Linked DNA regions of Homo sapiens: region 2 is linked to region 1. The links are chromatin loops, found by intact Hi-C in ENCODE. Cell type or tissue: thyroid gland. All regions are shown on one strand.

Region 1 (8,000 bases):
AGTTTCTATGGACATGTCTCAAGGTCACGGGTCCTTTGCACACCACGTCAGTCTCTGAGCAGCCTGTATTACAAATCCCCGATGTGGCTAGGGCAGGTGTATGATTCTATGGGCATGTCTCAAGGTCACGGGTCCTTTGACACCGCGTCAATCTCCGTACAGTCTGTATTATAAATCCCCAAAGTAGTTAGGACAGGTGTATGAGTTTCTTATGCTGCTATAACAAATTCCACTTTGTGACTTAAAACAATGCAAATTTATTACCTTACTGTTCTGGAGGTCAGAAGTTTGCAATGGGATTCACTGGGTTAAAATTAAAGTATCAGCAGGGCTGGTTCCTTCCTGGAGGCTCCAGGGAGAAACTTTTCTTGCCTTTTCTTGCTTCCTGCAGAGGCTGCCTACATCCTTTGGTCCCCTTCAACCTCTGAAGCCAGTCGTAGCTCGGACAGTCTGTTCTGCCTCCCTCTTCCACTTACAAGTGCCTCTGTGGTTACTTTTGGCCACATGAATAGTTCTATAATCACCTCCCTATTTTAATGTCAGCTGTTTGGCAATCTTGATTCCCTGGCCACAGACAGTGTCATAGTCAGAGGTTCTGGGGATCAGGATGTGGACATCTGTGGGAGGCCATCCTTCTGCCTGCCACACTAGGTTTTCTTCATGGGAATGCAACCAAATTGAGAACCAAAAGGCAAGAGCTCTGGATGGAAAAGTAGCCATACAAACTGAGACAGAGTAGAGAACACATGGCTAGCTCTTCATTTCTTTTGTTTCTCATTCAGAAAAAAAGCAAACAAAAACACCAGATTGCCAATAAAAGTATAGGCACTTTCTTCCTTTACAAAAACCACAATCTTAATTCACAATTTGCTAACCCCACCTCAAGATAATTTAGGTACTCTATCGAAATTCTGGAAATATTTACTCTTTAGCATACTATGAAACACATAGACTTCAGAGTCAGTCCCCATATTCGATCCTGACCCTGCCATTTAAAAACCATGTAAACTTCAGCAAATTATTTAATGATTCTGAGTTCTAGTTTTCTTGTGTATACAACTTGGCAAACATTACACATGTGATCGACCTTTTTAAATATTTGAGAAAGATATATTTTCTCTCAAATGGGCCACAATGAAAAAGTCAGTTACTCTCCATTAGCTTTTAAAAGGATACATTAAAGAAATACCTTAGCTCACCCATGTGAGGCCAGTCTTACTTTCCAGCATCCAAGCCAACAAATTTATTACAATTATACGTTTCCACAAATTTCTATAATACATCACTCAGTAACAAAGTCACATTAATGAAAAAAGAGTCTACTTAAAATTCCACCTTTCATTTACTGAAGTACTTTCAGATGAAAAGTACACGCTGTCCAGGATTCCTTCCAAAGGACCCTTGGAACTACAGTGAAGGTGCAGATGCAACAGGCTGGCCACAAGCTGGGAACTGTGACAGTGGAGACGAGCCACAGAGATTTACAATGCTCCTCTCTATGGTTTTGAAAGTTCCCATGTTACACGAGGAAGTTCTGGTAATATTTATGAGATAAAATATGATCTGCAATCCTTCCAAACATGCAGATCTACTTCCATCAGGCCTGGAAGGCTGTGCAAACTCATGGACTTGCCATAACTTATTTATTTATTTATTTTGAGATGAAGTCTCACTCTGTCGCCCAGGCTGGAGTGCAGTGGCGCCATCTCGGCTCACTGCAACCTCTGCCTCCCAGGTTCAAGCGATTCTCGTGCCTCAGCCTCCCGAGTAGCTGGGATTACAGGCAACCCCCCAAGATGCCCGGCTAATTTTTGTATTTTTAATAGAGACGGGATTTCACCATGTTGCCCAGGCTGATCTTGAACTCCTGACTTCAGGTGATCCACCTGCCTCAGCCTCCCAAAGTGCTGGAATTACAGGCGTGAGCCACCGCACCTGGCAGGGCCTTGCCATATTTGAATGTTACTGTACAGCTTTGGAATTTGAAACCACCTGCATGATTGCTTTATTCTTTTTTTCTTTTCTTTTCTTGAGACAGGGTCTTACTCTGTCTGTCACCCAGGCTGGAGTGCGTTGGCACAATCTCGGCTCACTGCAACCTCTGCCTCCCGGGTTCAAGCGATTTTCCTGCCTCAACCTCCCGAGTAGCTAGAAATACAGGCGCCCGCCACCACACGCAGTTAATTTTTTATTTTTTGGTAGAGACAGGATTTCACCATGTTGGCCAGGCTTGTCTAGAACTCCTGACCTCGTGATCCGCCCGCTTCGGCCTCCCAAAGTTCTGGGATTACAGGTGTGAGCCACTGCGCCTGGCCTCAATTGCTTTATTCTAATCAGGCACTGAGGGCTGCAGCCAAGCCCCATGATGCTGTGTAATCTCTATGTTTCACAGAGTAAGTTATTACTGCTGACCACTACTATTGTCAAAAGGAGGGTTATTAATTCCTGGTGATGTCTAACAAGAAAAGTGAAATCCCAGGGAACTCATTTAAAGGGTCGTGACTGCACTGACACAGCAGTACCATCGGGATACAATCAACTGAAATGAGCATTTTATTCCACACGTTAGAGTGGGAAGGCTGACAATGGTGGACAGTTATCCTTCGCTCATCGTTGTTGAATTGTAAAAATGTAAGTATTTGCCTGGGGACACAATGTAATGTAACACTGGGCCCTTCGACTGTGATACAATCAGTAGACGTCCTCAATCCTAGGAGCTCCTGGCGTGAAAGCCACAGCATAGAACCAAGTGGTTTTCCTCCTACAGGAAATCTGGGAAAACCGAGTGGTGCTTGGCACCTCTCTTCACCTCCAAAGACACCATGTGTTTTGCTGAATGACACGGGACAGTCATTCTTTTCGTTTCTCACTTGTACGACAGACGCCATAGCCAGAGTCCACAGCTGCCCTGGCTCTGATTTTGGCCCTGAGCTGGAACGCCTCACTAGTGTCTGAGCCTCAGGTTTCCGCTGCCTCCTGCCCCTTGGGGTAGCCAGTCTCTGTTTTGTGTTACTTGCCAGCAGTGTGGTGTGCAGACAGGGAAGAGCATGGCCTCACCTGGCCTGCCTCTGGCCTCTGGCTGCGAGACGAACCCGGGCACTGTCCCCTGCCAGCAGCCCAGGCGCCCGCAGGAGCACCTACAAGCTGTCTGAAGCCTCAACTAGTGTTCACCTGAACACAGCTCCAGCACCACAGGGCCCACCTGACAGTCCTGAAAAAGGCGGGGACGCCGGACACCCATCTGCTTGGGACAAGCAGCCACTCGCATGGAACTGAGGTCACTCTTTTGTTTATGACCGGGAGGCAGGGATGCAAAACACAGAAAATTATGCCAGGATGGTGGATTGCTGATGCCGGAAATTCGTGAGCACCCAGAGGGGCTGTTAAGAAACGTGCCCCTGGATGGGCGCGGCGACTCACGTCTGTAAACCCAGCACTTTGGGAGGCCGAGGCGGGTGAATCACCTGAGGTCAGGAGTACAAGACCAGCCTGGCCAACAATGGCAAAACCCCATCTTTGCTAAAAACATAAAAATTAACTAGGTGTGGTGGTGGGCACCTGTAGTTCCAGCTACTTGGGAGGCTGAGGCAGGAGAATCACTTAAACCCGGGCGGTGGAGGTTGCAGTGAGCCAGGATCGCACCATTGCACTCCAGCCTGGGCACAGAGAGAGACTCTGTCTCAAAAATGAAAAGAAAGGGCCCCTGGCTCTGCGGAAGGAAGTCCAAGCCCAGTGCCAGACTACAGGGGCTCTATCCTCTTCTGTGGCCTCAGGCACATGACTGAGCTCTAAGCCTCAGCTTCCTCATGGATACATTGGTAATAATCAGTATTGGTGGGCTCACAGGGTTGTTTTAGAGATTACATGATATAATAAACATGGAAATCATTTATACAAATAGAAGTCATGAAAACACTGGCTATACCTACGAATTGCAGAGGGAATTTTTTCTCCCCAATTACCAGAAGGATTCAACTTTCTTGAAGGCATGGAGGGACAGTATAGTCTAAGCCAACATTTAATTCTGTAGCCTCCTGTGGGCAAAGCTGGGAACCATGTGAATTCTGTGCCCCAAAGTACAAATCTGGAAAAGGAGGCATGCAGTGATCCATCCCTTTGTGGAGTTCAGGATTCCCCACGTGGGGGGTGCAAGCAGGCCTGGGGGAGCTCTGCACAGCACAGGAAGCAGGGAACGGGGCGTGCTGGGCTGTCATTTCAGGTTTTGACACTGCCCAAAGTCTCTCCCCCAAGAAGGAAACAAACTCTATCATCACCTATCACCAGTAACTGCACTTCCGTCAAACAGATGAGAAGTTAAAAATAACCCGACAGCATTTTCATCCTCTATTACGACTTCTTCCATGACAAAGGCTTTCATCCTTTGATTTCATAAAAGCAAACTTGCTGAGAACAAGCTTCTGTGGCACTTAAAAAGTCTTAACTACTAGCATTTCTTTTTTTTAGGTAGAAATCATTTCCTCCGCCACCCCAGGAAAACATAGATACATTATCACAAATGTATTCTCCAAAATCAGTCGTAAACTTAGGTCTTACAAATTAAACAGCATTTTTTTTTCACACATCCTGAGCTGTTAAATGAAAACAATTATGAGTCATCAATTCCAGGCTCGAGAATTCCACTTTGGTTTACCTGGATCAAGGTTACTGTCAGGCCAGCTACCTGCCTAGATTCCAGACTCCAGCCTTTCTGAGGGCCTTTCCTTCCTGAGTTCCATTAGCAAAAGAGGTATTGCCGGATGTAATTTTCCCTTGAAATTACACAACCTCATCCACTTGAAACTGAGACTAAGCTACTAATCCCACCTCTGTGAAGAGCGAAGATCTCAATGCATGGGCGGATTTGAGAGCCCCCTTCTGTCCTCAGAGGTTGAGATGAAAGGCGGCCAAGTGCTCTCCTGGCCCCGCCACACCCTCCACCTGCACGCAGACGGCGCTCCTGAGAGCCTGTTGACCCCGGTCTGTGCGTTCCTGAGTGAGGGCTTCCTGGTAGGAAGGAGACTTACGGCTTCTCAAAGGTCCTGGAAAGCAGCAATAAGCCCACAAAACCCATCCTGACAACCTGCAGGGCTCCCCGGATCAGAAACTGAAGAGACCTTGAGGGGCTCCAGTTCCACAGGGAGCAGCGGAGAGGAAGGGCCCAGCCGAGGGGGAGAGAGGGTAGCACAGAGCCAGGGAGCAGGGCCAGGCGGAGCGAAGCCACCGAGGCCACTGCCTGCAGTGACGTTCGAAACGGACAGTAGGAAAAGGACAAAACTTGAATGACACAGCAGAGGGGTCAGGAGTGGGAGGCAGAATTCGCCATGCTCTGTCATCTCCTCCAAAGCCGCCATGGGCAATGACAGAAGTGCAGCTTCCCGCCAGCCCCTGCCAGGGGTACCAGGACCCTCCTCCAATGCCTGGATCAAGCTCTGCCGCTGCTGCTGGTTTCTTCCCTGTGACCCCACACAGCACCCTCATCTGCAGGGAGAACCAGGCATGTGGGGCTGTCGGGCGAGCTCCGCCCCAGGAAGGGAGAAGCCAGCTCCCAGGGGGCAGGCTGGGTGATGCCTTCACGGCCCCCATCCGGCTCAAATGAGCCACACTGTGCAGGGGGCGCCGCGGTTCCACACGCCCATCACCCATATCCTGGAATCCTGCCCTACAAGTCCACAATGGCACCGTATGTGGACACCTGGGTGCTTCCTGCCTCTCTGTACCTCTGGGCTGCGCAGGCTGAGTTCTAAGCAGTATGTTTGGGATTTGTTTTGGGCTGGAGGGTGGGGGATGGGTGAAGTACATATAAGCTTGGAAACCATCTTCAGTGAGCTCCGCCTGAGACTGCGTCGACTTTGTAAGTATTACCACTGCAGAGACAATATTTTGGATGTGATTTCTCATCAGTACATTTCTCCTTCCATGAATCATGACTGGGAAACCACCCACAGGACTTATCTGGTTGGGACTTTGTTTTTCAGCATTTACATATCCTGTTTCTAGAGGTTAAAGCTATTAAAATTTTTTGCAATCCTGTAGTTACAAATTAATCCCATAAAAAAGGCTTTGAAAAGGTGACCTTTTCTGTTGTAAAATATTCTTTAAAAATGTGCAACTCTTCAAGAGCACATAAATAATTAAGAACCACAGGGGTCTACATGCCAGGATGCTTGAGTGTGAATTAAGTAAGTCTCCACAGGAGTCTACACATCAGGACACCCGGTGTGGATTAAGGAGGTCTATCGCAGGGGTCTACACATCAGGACACCCGGTGTGGATTAAGGAGGTCTATCGCAGGGGTCTACACATCAGGACACCCGGTGTGAATTAAGTAGGTCTCCACAGGAGTCTACATGTCAGAATACCCGGTGTGAATTAAGCAGGTCTCCACAGGGGTCTACACATCAGGACACCCGGTGTGAATTAAGTAGGTCTCCACAGGAGTCTACATGTCAGAATACCCGGTGTGAATTAAGCAGGTCTCCACAGGGGTCTACACATCAGGACACCCGGTGTGAATTAAGTAGGTCTACACAGAAGTCTACATGGCAGGACACCCGGTGTGAATTAAGTAGGTCTACACAGGGGTCTACACGTCAGGATGCTCAATGTGAATTAAGTATGTCTACATAGGAGTCTACATGTCAAGATGCCGGGTGTGAATTAAGTAGGTCTCCACAGGGATCTACATATCAGGACTCCTGGTGTGAATTAAATAGGTCTACATAGGAGTCTACACATCAGGATGCCGGGTGTGAATTAAGTAGGTCTCCACAGGGATCTACATATCAGGACTCCTGGTGTGAATTAAATAGGTCTACATAGGAGTCTACACGTCAGGATGCCGGGTGTGAATTAAGTAGGTCGCCACAGGGGTCTACAGGTCAGGATGCTGGGTGTGAATTAAGTAGATCTACACAGGGGTTTACACGCCAGGACACCCGGTGTGAATTAAATAGGTATACATAGGAGTCCACACGTCAGGATGCCAGGTGTGAATTAAGTAGGTCTCCACAGGGGTCTACACATCAGGACACCGGTGTGAATTAAGTAGGTCTCCACAGGGGTCTACTACACGTCAGGACACTCGGTGTGAATTAAGTAGGTCTCCACAGGAGTCTACACATCAGGACACCCGGTGTGAATTAAGTAGGTCTCCACAGGGGTCTACACATCAGGACACCCGGTGTGAATTAAGTAGGTCTCCACAGGGGTCTACACGTCAGAATACCCGGTGTGAATTAAGTAGGTCTCCACAGGGGTCTACATGTCAGAATACCCGGTGTGAATTAAGTAGGTCTCCACAGGGGTCTACGCGTCAGGACACCGGTGTGAATTAAGTAGGTATCCACAGGAGTCTACGCATCAGGACACCCGGTGTGAATTAAGTAGGTCTCCGCAAGGGTCTACACATCAGGACACTGGTGTGAATTAAGTAGGTCTCCGCAAGGGTCTATATGTCAGGATACCGGTGTGAATTAAGTAGGTCTCCACAGGGGTCTACATGTCAGAACACCGGTGTGAATTAAGTAGGTCTCCACAGGGGTCTACACGTCAGGACACTCGGTGTGAATTAAGTAGGTCTCCACAGAGGTCTACACATCAGGACACCTGGTGTGGATTAAGGAGGTCTCCACAGGAGTCTACGCATCAGGACACCCGGTGTGGATTAAGTAGGTATCCACAGGGGTCTACACATCAGGACACCTGGTGTGAATTAAGTAGGTCTCCACAGGAGTCTACACATCAGGACACTCGGTGTGAATTAAGTAGGTCTACCACAAGGGTCTATACATCAGGACACCCGGTGTGAATTAAGTAGGTCTACACAGGGGTCTACACATCAGGACACCTGGTGTAAATGAAGTAGGTCTACACAGGGGTCTACATGTCAGGATGCTCAATGTGAATTAAGTATGTCTACATAGGAGTCTACACGTCAAGATGCCAGGTGTGAATTAAGTAGGTCTCCACAGGGATCTACATATCAGGACTCCTGGTGTGAA
Region 2 (8,000 bases), 81 kb after region 1:
CAGGTGGGGGGGGGCCTCAGCCAAGTGAAGGGTGGGGATCGGCCAGGTGCAGGGGATGGGCCAGGTACGGGGATGGGCCAGGTGTGGGGGATGGGCCAGGTGTGGGGAGGTGGGCCAGGTGTGGGGAGGTGGGCCAGGTGTGGGGAGGTGGGCCAGGTGTGGGGGGATCGGCCAGGTGTGGGGAGGTGGGCCAGGTGTAGGGGATTGGCCAGGTACCGGGGATGGGCCAGGACACTACAAAGCCAAGAGTGCACATGTCACCCCAGGTTGGTGCCTCTCTGTAGAAGCAGGCAGGTGACAACACAGTCTTCTGCAATCGAGTTTGGGGCACCTGAGGGGGCTAGTCCTTTTGAGAAGCTTTCGGTCAGGAAAAGCTGCCGCAGGAAACAACCCAAGTGTCCTTCAACAGGTGAATGTGTGAGCAAAACGTGGTATATCCATGCAAAGGAACGGCGGAGTCATACAGGCTACAACACAGGGACCCTTGTGGACTTTGTGCTGAGTGAAATGAGCTGGTCACAAAAGGACAAATCCTGTGTGAGTCACTCATTTGAGCTGACAAATACCTAGAGACAGAAAGTTGAATGGGGCTGCCAGGGTCTACGGGAAGGGGGAAGGAGGAGAGAATTTAAGCGGGACGGAGTTTCAGTTTGGGAAGAAGCGGAAGTTCTGCGGGGGGGCAGTGGTGATGGTGACACAAGGTGAACGTGCTAAAGCACTGAACTGTGCACATAAATCTAGACAAGATGTTGCATGTTTGTTATGTGTGTTTTCCCATGATCTTAAAAGCCTGATCCACAGTGGCCTCACTGACCTGCCAGAAGCCGAGGTGGCAAGGGGCTCTCGGTGCTCTCAGCACCCCACCCGCTCCAGCCCAAGGTCGAGAAGCTTCACCTTCACATTCTCTTGCGTCTCCATAACAGTCTCATCACGCAGAACGCGTATTCCATCACAGACACACAAAGAAGGCAGCAGAGGGGGCTGGAGCCAGAAGCCAGACGGGCCTCCAGGTCAGGAGTGGAGACGCCACCTCTCCTCAGCCCTGGGGAGGCCCAGAGCTGGGCAGGGTTCGGGGAGTGAGGAGGGAGAAAGGGAAGGGGAAGGGCTGTCCTTCAGGTCTCCTCCACACCGCTCCCTGACGAGCCAGCCACACACATAGGAAAGTCACCGTAAACATTTCCCTGCAGAGACGTGGGTTCCCACAGTGGGGTCCTGTGGCTGCAGCGGAACACCCCAGACCAGGAGATGGAGAACACAGCTGGAGCGGCAGCGGGAGGTGCTAATCGGGGAAGGAAAATCGGTGCTAATTGGGAAGGAAAAGAGAAAACAAGGGGAAAGAGAGCGGGTGCAAGACAGCTGGGAGGAGTGGAATTCCAGTAGACGTGGGGCCAGGAAAGGAAGCCGGGTGGGAGGAGTGGAAGGGAGTTGTGGGATCAGGGGTGCGGGGAGTGGAAGGGAGGCTGGGACCAGGGGTCGGGGGAGTGGAAGGGAGGCGTGGGATCAGGGGTCGGGGGAGTGAAAGGGAGGTGTGGGATCAGGGGTGGGGGGGAGTGGAAGGGAGACTGGGGCCAGGAATGGAAGCTGGGTGGGAAGGGAGGCGTGGGATCTGGGGTGGGAAGAATGGAAGGGAGGCTGGGATCAGGGGTGGGAGGAGTGGAAGGGAGGCTGGGGCCAGGAATGGAAGCTACACCCTCTGAACTGCTACTCCCCATCCTAAATAGGTTGCCTGCCTGCGTCCTGACAGCATCCTCGGCCTTTTTCCCCTCAACTGGACACATGCAAACCGATGTCTGGTTTCATTTTATCCTTATCAACAGTTAGCTGTCTGTCATCAGAAGATTAAACGGCCAGAATGTGATCTTCCCGCAAATTAAACCGCGAGTGAAATGTCCACTCTGCCTGAAACAAATGGAGTCTCAGAAGCTGTGGCATTAAACAAGAATCAGACACCTACTGAGACCTCTTTCACAGGCGGCTATGATGGCACTTTAACAAATACTACAAAACTATCTGTCACTTATGCAGTGCACAATTTTTTTATTTATACTTGTTTAATAACATGAATTCTTACATGCATGAGAACCATTACACTTTGAAGTCACTTCGTTTCATGATTATTCATGCCACTTTGTGAACTCCATGTTTTTATTTATTTTTTTTAGAGACGGAGTCTTGCTCTGTCACCCAGGCTAAAGTGCAATGGCATGATCTTGGCTCACTGCAACCTCCGCCTCCCAGGTTCAAGCAATTCTCCTGTCTCAGCCTCCTGAGTAGCTGGGATTACAGGCGCCCACCACCATGCCCAGCAAATTTTTGTATTTTTAGTAGAGACGGGGTTTCACCATGTTGGCCAGGCCGGTCTCAAACTCCTGACCTTGTGATCCGCCTGCCTCAGCCTCCCAAAGTGCTGGGATTCCAGGTGTGAGCCACCGTGCCCAGCCCTCCATGTTTTAGAATACTCTGAGAATGCTAAAATGGATGGATGTGTAGCTGCTGTCATAAGTCTACTGAAATACAGTCGAGCGTGCTCTAAATTTCCAAGCCTCTGCTCACATTAACCAGATACGTCTCTTTCAAACATTCAAACAAATACTCTAGGTCTCCTCAGACACTGAGTTCCAGCATGGCTGCTATAAAAAGAAAGCCCTCACCTCCGAGGTGTTACCACTTTCATACGCTTTGTGTTCAGCAAACACCAGAGACACAACCTCCCCTGGCCTGCACTGAACCCCGAGTCCCAAAAGACAGGGGATGACAAACACCCTCTTTATTTTTTCCAGTGGACATAAGAAAAGGCAGAGGTGGCACCCTGGCTGGAACTGGCCCTCACCTCACCGACTGTGGTCCGGCCATAGAGCCACACCTTGGAAACAGGTTTCCAGTCTCTGTGGGGCACTGACGCCGGTCCAGTGAGAGGGGCTCTGCGCAGGGAGTCGAGGGGCTGTGGACGCTAGCTGACCAGCCGGGACCATCACCCACAGTAGAGAGAAAAGCCTGTCCTTCGGGCCTGTCTCAGAGGCCTAGACAAGGACAGGACGGGGTTGCTGTCCCTCACCTCACGATCCCCCACCCCCAGACCCTCACTATCAGCCACACTGTGGGGCCCAGTGAGCTTGGATAAAGGCTGGTGTGGCACAATGAAGACATCCAGGTAGGGCTTTGAGGGCCATTTAAATGACACCACCTAGCTCCAAGGCTGCTGGAGAAAACCAGCCCTGACTCCCTTAGCCCCAGCAAATTCTAACCATGGAGGGAGCGTTTTGTATGCGGGGCTGGGTGCATAATTAAGCTGCTCTTCCCCCGTGGGCACCACCACATTGTTTACTCCTGGGGAACTACCGGCCACATTTCACCGTGAAGCAAAATGCATCTGTGCTATTTTCAAGCAGCATAGCGTGTGTCACTCAGGGTGGGGAGGGAGAACGGGGAAAACACGTGGGAGCCAACATGCGAAGGAGGCACCTGGCAGCTTCTGCTTTGTTTTTTAAACTCATCGACAAAAGGTCCTGCCCCTGACACTGCAGCCAGCTGTTCTCACTCTGGGTTCAGCACGTTGCTACCCAGACAACAGGGCTGGGAGAAGGAGCCTCAGATTCCTAGGAATGTTAATTAACTAAGGCCTCTCCCCTCCACCCGCTCCTTATCTATGTGCTCCAGAAAGTGAGTCATCCAGGCTCCTGGGCTGTATTCAGAAGGCAGAGAGGCTGGGAGAGGGCGTGGAGCCTTGCTCCCCTACGTTCACAGCAATCCAAGAGCTGCCTCTTACTCCACACATCCGGGCTGTTTCCCAGTCCCGGGAACACTAGCAATTCAAGCCTGGAATTCTGAACAGCCAGGACTTCCAGAGGCTTAAAAAATGGAAGCAAAACAGAGTCTTGCCCGGTCCAAAGCCCTGACCCCTGGCTCAACGCACGGTGCCCGCTGACGGGATGTCCCTGCAGTGCCCCTCCCAGTCCAGAGCCCTGACCTGACTCCTGACCCCTGGTGGATGCGGTGCCTGTTTACGGTGACGTCCCTGGGCTGCTTTTTTTTTTTTCTCATCAGGTGGATTTAAAATTGGATCTCAGGTTCCTCCCCTTTGAGTTTTAACTTTTATTTTATTTACGTATGTATCAGAGACAGGGTCTTGCTATGTTGCCCAGGTTGGCTTCGAACTCCTGGGCTCAGGGGATCTGATCCTCCCACCTCGGCCTCTCAAGTAGATGGGACCACAGGTGTGCATCACCACACCTGGCCCAGCTTTTAGTTTTAACAAGTAATTTGGGACAATTTTCCTGCTGAATACTTCAAGCCACTTTTTTAAGCGACAAAATTTTAGAGCGAATACTACCTTCTAAATTTCAGCATTTTTTTTTAAATGGCTCTGGCTCAGGAAGCATGATGAAAAGTCGGAAGAGCCGCACGCGGCCCAGCTGCCTCGTGGTAAAGTGTCAGCACGCAGGACGGGTCCCCTGGGATCCTGCCTCCTTCCCCCAAATACGAACATGCCAGCCCTCCAACCCTGATTTCAGCAGCCTCTGGTGACCTCTGACCCCGGCACTTTGAGAACCGAGTCCCTGCTTCAAACAGCGGTGGGTGGGTGGGTGGGTGGCTCCGGGTGGTTGGCAGGGGCCCTGCCCTCCGCTCTGAAGCCTCCCGCACTGTGACTAGTGCCCCCTCACATGACGCGGGGCTGGGAGAGCCCCAGGGAGCCGAACCTTCTCTCCCTGCAGGGATGATAGTGACGGCAGGTGAAGACCAACCAGAGCTGTGACTTGTCTGCCCTGTTATGATTTTTAAAATGATTTTCATTACTATCAGCATTTGCCAAAGACTGGAACTGGTCTTCCCCTCACTGTCCACACTCACCACCTGTGAACGCCCTCCCCATGAGACAGCTCTGCCGGGAGTGTTACAACCCCTCCCTGGAACCAGAGAGCAGCCCAGGCCCAGGAAAACCCAGCAGCTCAGCCCTGCGGGGCCTGCTTGGCCACCACAGAGGCCTCCGCCGCCTCCTGGAGCCCTGTCTTCTCCCGCAGGCTCCTTCCTTCCTGTTAACGTTCTAGTCGAGATGGCTCCAAGGGCCCTCATGGGTAGAACTCTTCCAGGGCAGTGGTACAGGAGAAGGGAAAACCTGGGGCGCTTGTTTTCTGGGGAGCGGCCCTGCCCTGCTACAGCCCCATTTGTCACATCCTGTCGGGAAACACTGATTTTTCCAGTCACACACGGTGTGGGCCACTTGCTTAGGGGTGAATTGGGTTTTGAGTTTACATTAGGAGGCATGAGCTGGCTTTGCGAACACGATGCATTCTTTGTGAGAAAGAGCCTTTCCAAAGGGCCCCCAAGGCAGCAGACACAACTTAAACACCACGGCCACACACACGTCTGCAAAGAGGGAGGACCACATGGATGACACTCGTGATTCCCGACTGCAGCCGGCCTCCCCGTGATGCTGAGGGAATGTGGATGCTGAGAGTGGCCGCCTGACACCCGGGTGTCACGCAGTTCCAGGCCCTCACCATGGCTGATGCCCAGCTCCAGGGCAGAGTGCAGGCAGAGGACCTGTGCTGTTGAGACCCTTGCTCTCAGCTGTGGGATGTGGGCAGCATCAGCTCCAACAGGGGCTGGTCAGCAGCAGGGAGCAGCGCGGCCTAACTGGGCTATGCCCTCATGGGCGCAGCTCCTATTTGCAGACAGTTGACAACAAGAGTCAAACTCTGTAAAATATCTGAAGAGATTTATTCTGAGCCAAATATGAGTGGCACAACCCTCAGGATGTCCTGAGAACATGTGTCCAAGGTGGTCGGGCGCAGCTTGGTTTTATACATTTTAGGGAGGCATGAGACTTAAATACATTTAAGAAATACATTGGTTTGGTTCAGAAAGGCGAGACAACTCAAAGCGAGGGGCTTCCAGGCTATAGGTAAATTTAAACATCTTCTGGTTGACAATTGGTTGAGTTTATCTGAAGACCTGGGATGACAGAAAGGAAATGTTCAGGTTAAGATAAAGGATTGTGGAGACCAAGTTTTATTGTGCAGAGGAAGCTCTTAGATAGCGGACTTCAGAGAAGGCAGGTTGTAAATTGCTTTTTATCAGACTTAAAAGGGTGCCTGGATCTTAGTTGATTATTGCCTGGACCTGGAAAGGAAAGAAGGAAAACAAAGGGGGAAGAGGATTCTCTACAGAATGTGGATTTTTCCCACAAGTGACCTTGCAGGGCAATTTCAAGGTATGACAAGGAAATATATTTTGGGGTAAAACATTTTGATTTTCTTCCTTGTTATGCCAGAGTCAGATTGGAAAGTAAGTCATGATATACAGGGTTAAATAAAACCCATCTGATGAGAATTTATGATTTGTAGGGCATGACTCCCCAGACCCCTTAGAAAGGAATTTGGGTAAATTTAAAAAAAAATCAGAGCTTAGTCCTGAAGACACAGCCAGGAGGGGCACAGAGGGCTGGCCAAGAGTCCCACATGGGCCCCTGAGACAGGCTGGCTGGGGACACCCAATTCCCCCTCCCAGACCTGCTTCCGGCACTCCCCTTCCCGCCTGGAACCCTACAGACACATCACACCCATCCCTCCCGGAGTCTACCCTGGAACATGTGCCTGCCCCAGAGGGTCTTCAAGTTAAGACAGGAACCAAATCACTCTCTCTTCCTTGGCCAGGCCCATTAAAAACATAAAATCAGATGCACATGATCCTAGATTCTCTGCACAAACTCCCCCTCCCCCTCCATGAGTTCAAAACACAGGCGGGAGAGCCACTCGTTGGAAGACGACCAAAGCTACAGGCTTGTCGGGCAGGGGTGGGACCAACTCACAGGGCCACACGCAGCCCACGTGGGGCCCACAGTGAGAGGCCACATCTGAGTGACAGCCAGGGAAGCCGAGAAACTGTCCATCAGACTCAGTCGCTCTGAGGTTTGCAAGGGTGACATGTTGATAGAAATCAATATCAACCCATTTTTTAATGAACTAAAATTGTGAGTGAGGGTGCTAAGGAAAAGCCATTAATACTCCTTTTACGTTTTACTTTTCTGTCAACTGCGAAGATTACCTGACAAATAGGGTTTCTAGTCAATTTCATGCTATACTTGCGGTTTTTAAATGAGTCTAACGATGTAAAATATATAATTACTCCATTTTACAATTAAGTTTCTTACTAATAATAAGGGGACTTAGGTTGGTACAAAGGTAATTACGGTTTCGGACCGTGAATTTTAAATCATTATAACTAGGCTCAAACACATCTTTATTAACCAAAATAGTAACCATTACAATCAACACATTTTTGCCAACGAGAAATAAGTTTGTTTATTCCTGTAGCATAAAAATCAGGCTTTGGGATTCGACAAACTCTTGGAAAGCATTTTCTGCATCCTGCTGGTTGTGGAAGCGTTTTCCCTGTAAAAGTTGTCGAGATGCTTGAAGTGGTAGCTGGTTGGTGAGAGGTCAGGTGAATATGGCGGATGAGGCAAAACTTCGCAGCCCAATTTTTCCACTTTTGAAGTGTTGGTTGCGTGACGTGCGGTTGGGCTTTGTCATGGAGAAGAATTGGGCCCTTCCTGTTGACCAATGCCGGCTGCAGGCGTTGTAGTTTTCAAAGCGTCTCATGGATTTGCTGAGCATACTTCTCAAGATGTAATGGTTTTGTGGAGATTCAGAAAGTTGTGGTGGATCAGACCGGCACAGGCCACCAGACAGTGACCAGGACCTTTTTTTGGTGCAAGTTTGGCTTTGGGAAGTGCTTTGGAGCTTCTCGGTCCAACCACTGAGCCGGTTGTCACTGGTTGTCATATAAGATCCACTTTTCGGCGCACGTTACAATCTGATCGAGAAATGGTTTGTTTTTGTTGTGTAGAATAAGAGAAGATGACACTTCAAAATCACAATTTTTTTGATTCTCGCTCAGCTCATGAGGCACCCACTTACCGAGCTTTTTCACCTTTTTAATTTGCGTCAAATGCCGGTCGACTGTGGAATGGCTACATTGAGTTCTTCAGCAGCTTCTCG

The links. Hi-C counts contacts between places; a loop is a spot of excess contacts. Peaks named below come from ENCODE experiments on the same cell type or tissue, not always from the same donor. Only the 100,000 strongest peaks of a DNase experiment are listed, where the experiment ranks them.
Region 2: a loop joins it to region 1, with 2.6 times the contacts of the local background. A loop is called at or near these places in 3 of 110 quality-filtered maps.

What each region holds. Positions count from the first base shown.
Region 1 is chr13:112,788,903-112,796,902 of GRCh38, reverse strand. The region is part of intron 2 of ATP11A (ATPase phospholipid transporting 11A); the gene reads right to left. It overlaps LOC124903252 (a long non-coding RNA gene), which reads right to left. Exons shown (of 2, transcript XR_007063947.1): 2 at 1,216-8,000. Among named protein-coding and RNA genes, the nearest start is that of ATP11A-AS1, 38 kb to the right of the region's middle. RefSeq lists an enhancer at 6,102-6,821. In thyroid gland, no CTCF peak of the experiment used is centred here; DNase peaks (open chromatin) are centred at 1,422, 4,932 and 5,712; H3K4me3 peaks cover 789 bases; H3K27ac peaks cover 2,982 bases.
Region 2 is chr13:112,707,556-112,715,555 of GRCh38, reverse strand. All of the region lies in intron 1 of ATP11A (ATPase phospholipid transporting 11A), which reads right to left. Among named protein-coding and RNA genes, the nearest start is that of ATP11A, 22 kb to the right of the region's middle. RefSeq lists an enhancer at 914-1,743. In thyroid gland, no CTCF peak of the experiment used is centred here; DNase peaks (open chromatin) are centred at 2,965, 3,565 and 4,555; H3K27ac peaks cover 3,951 bases.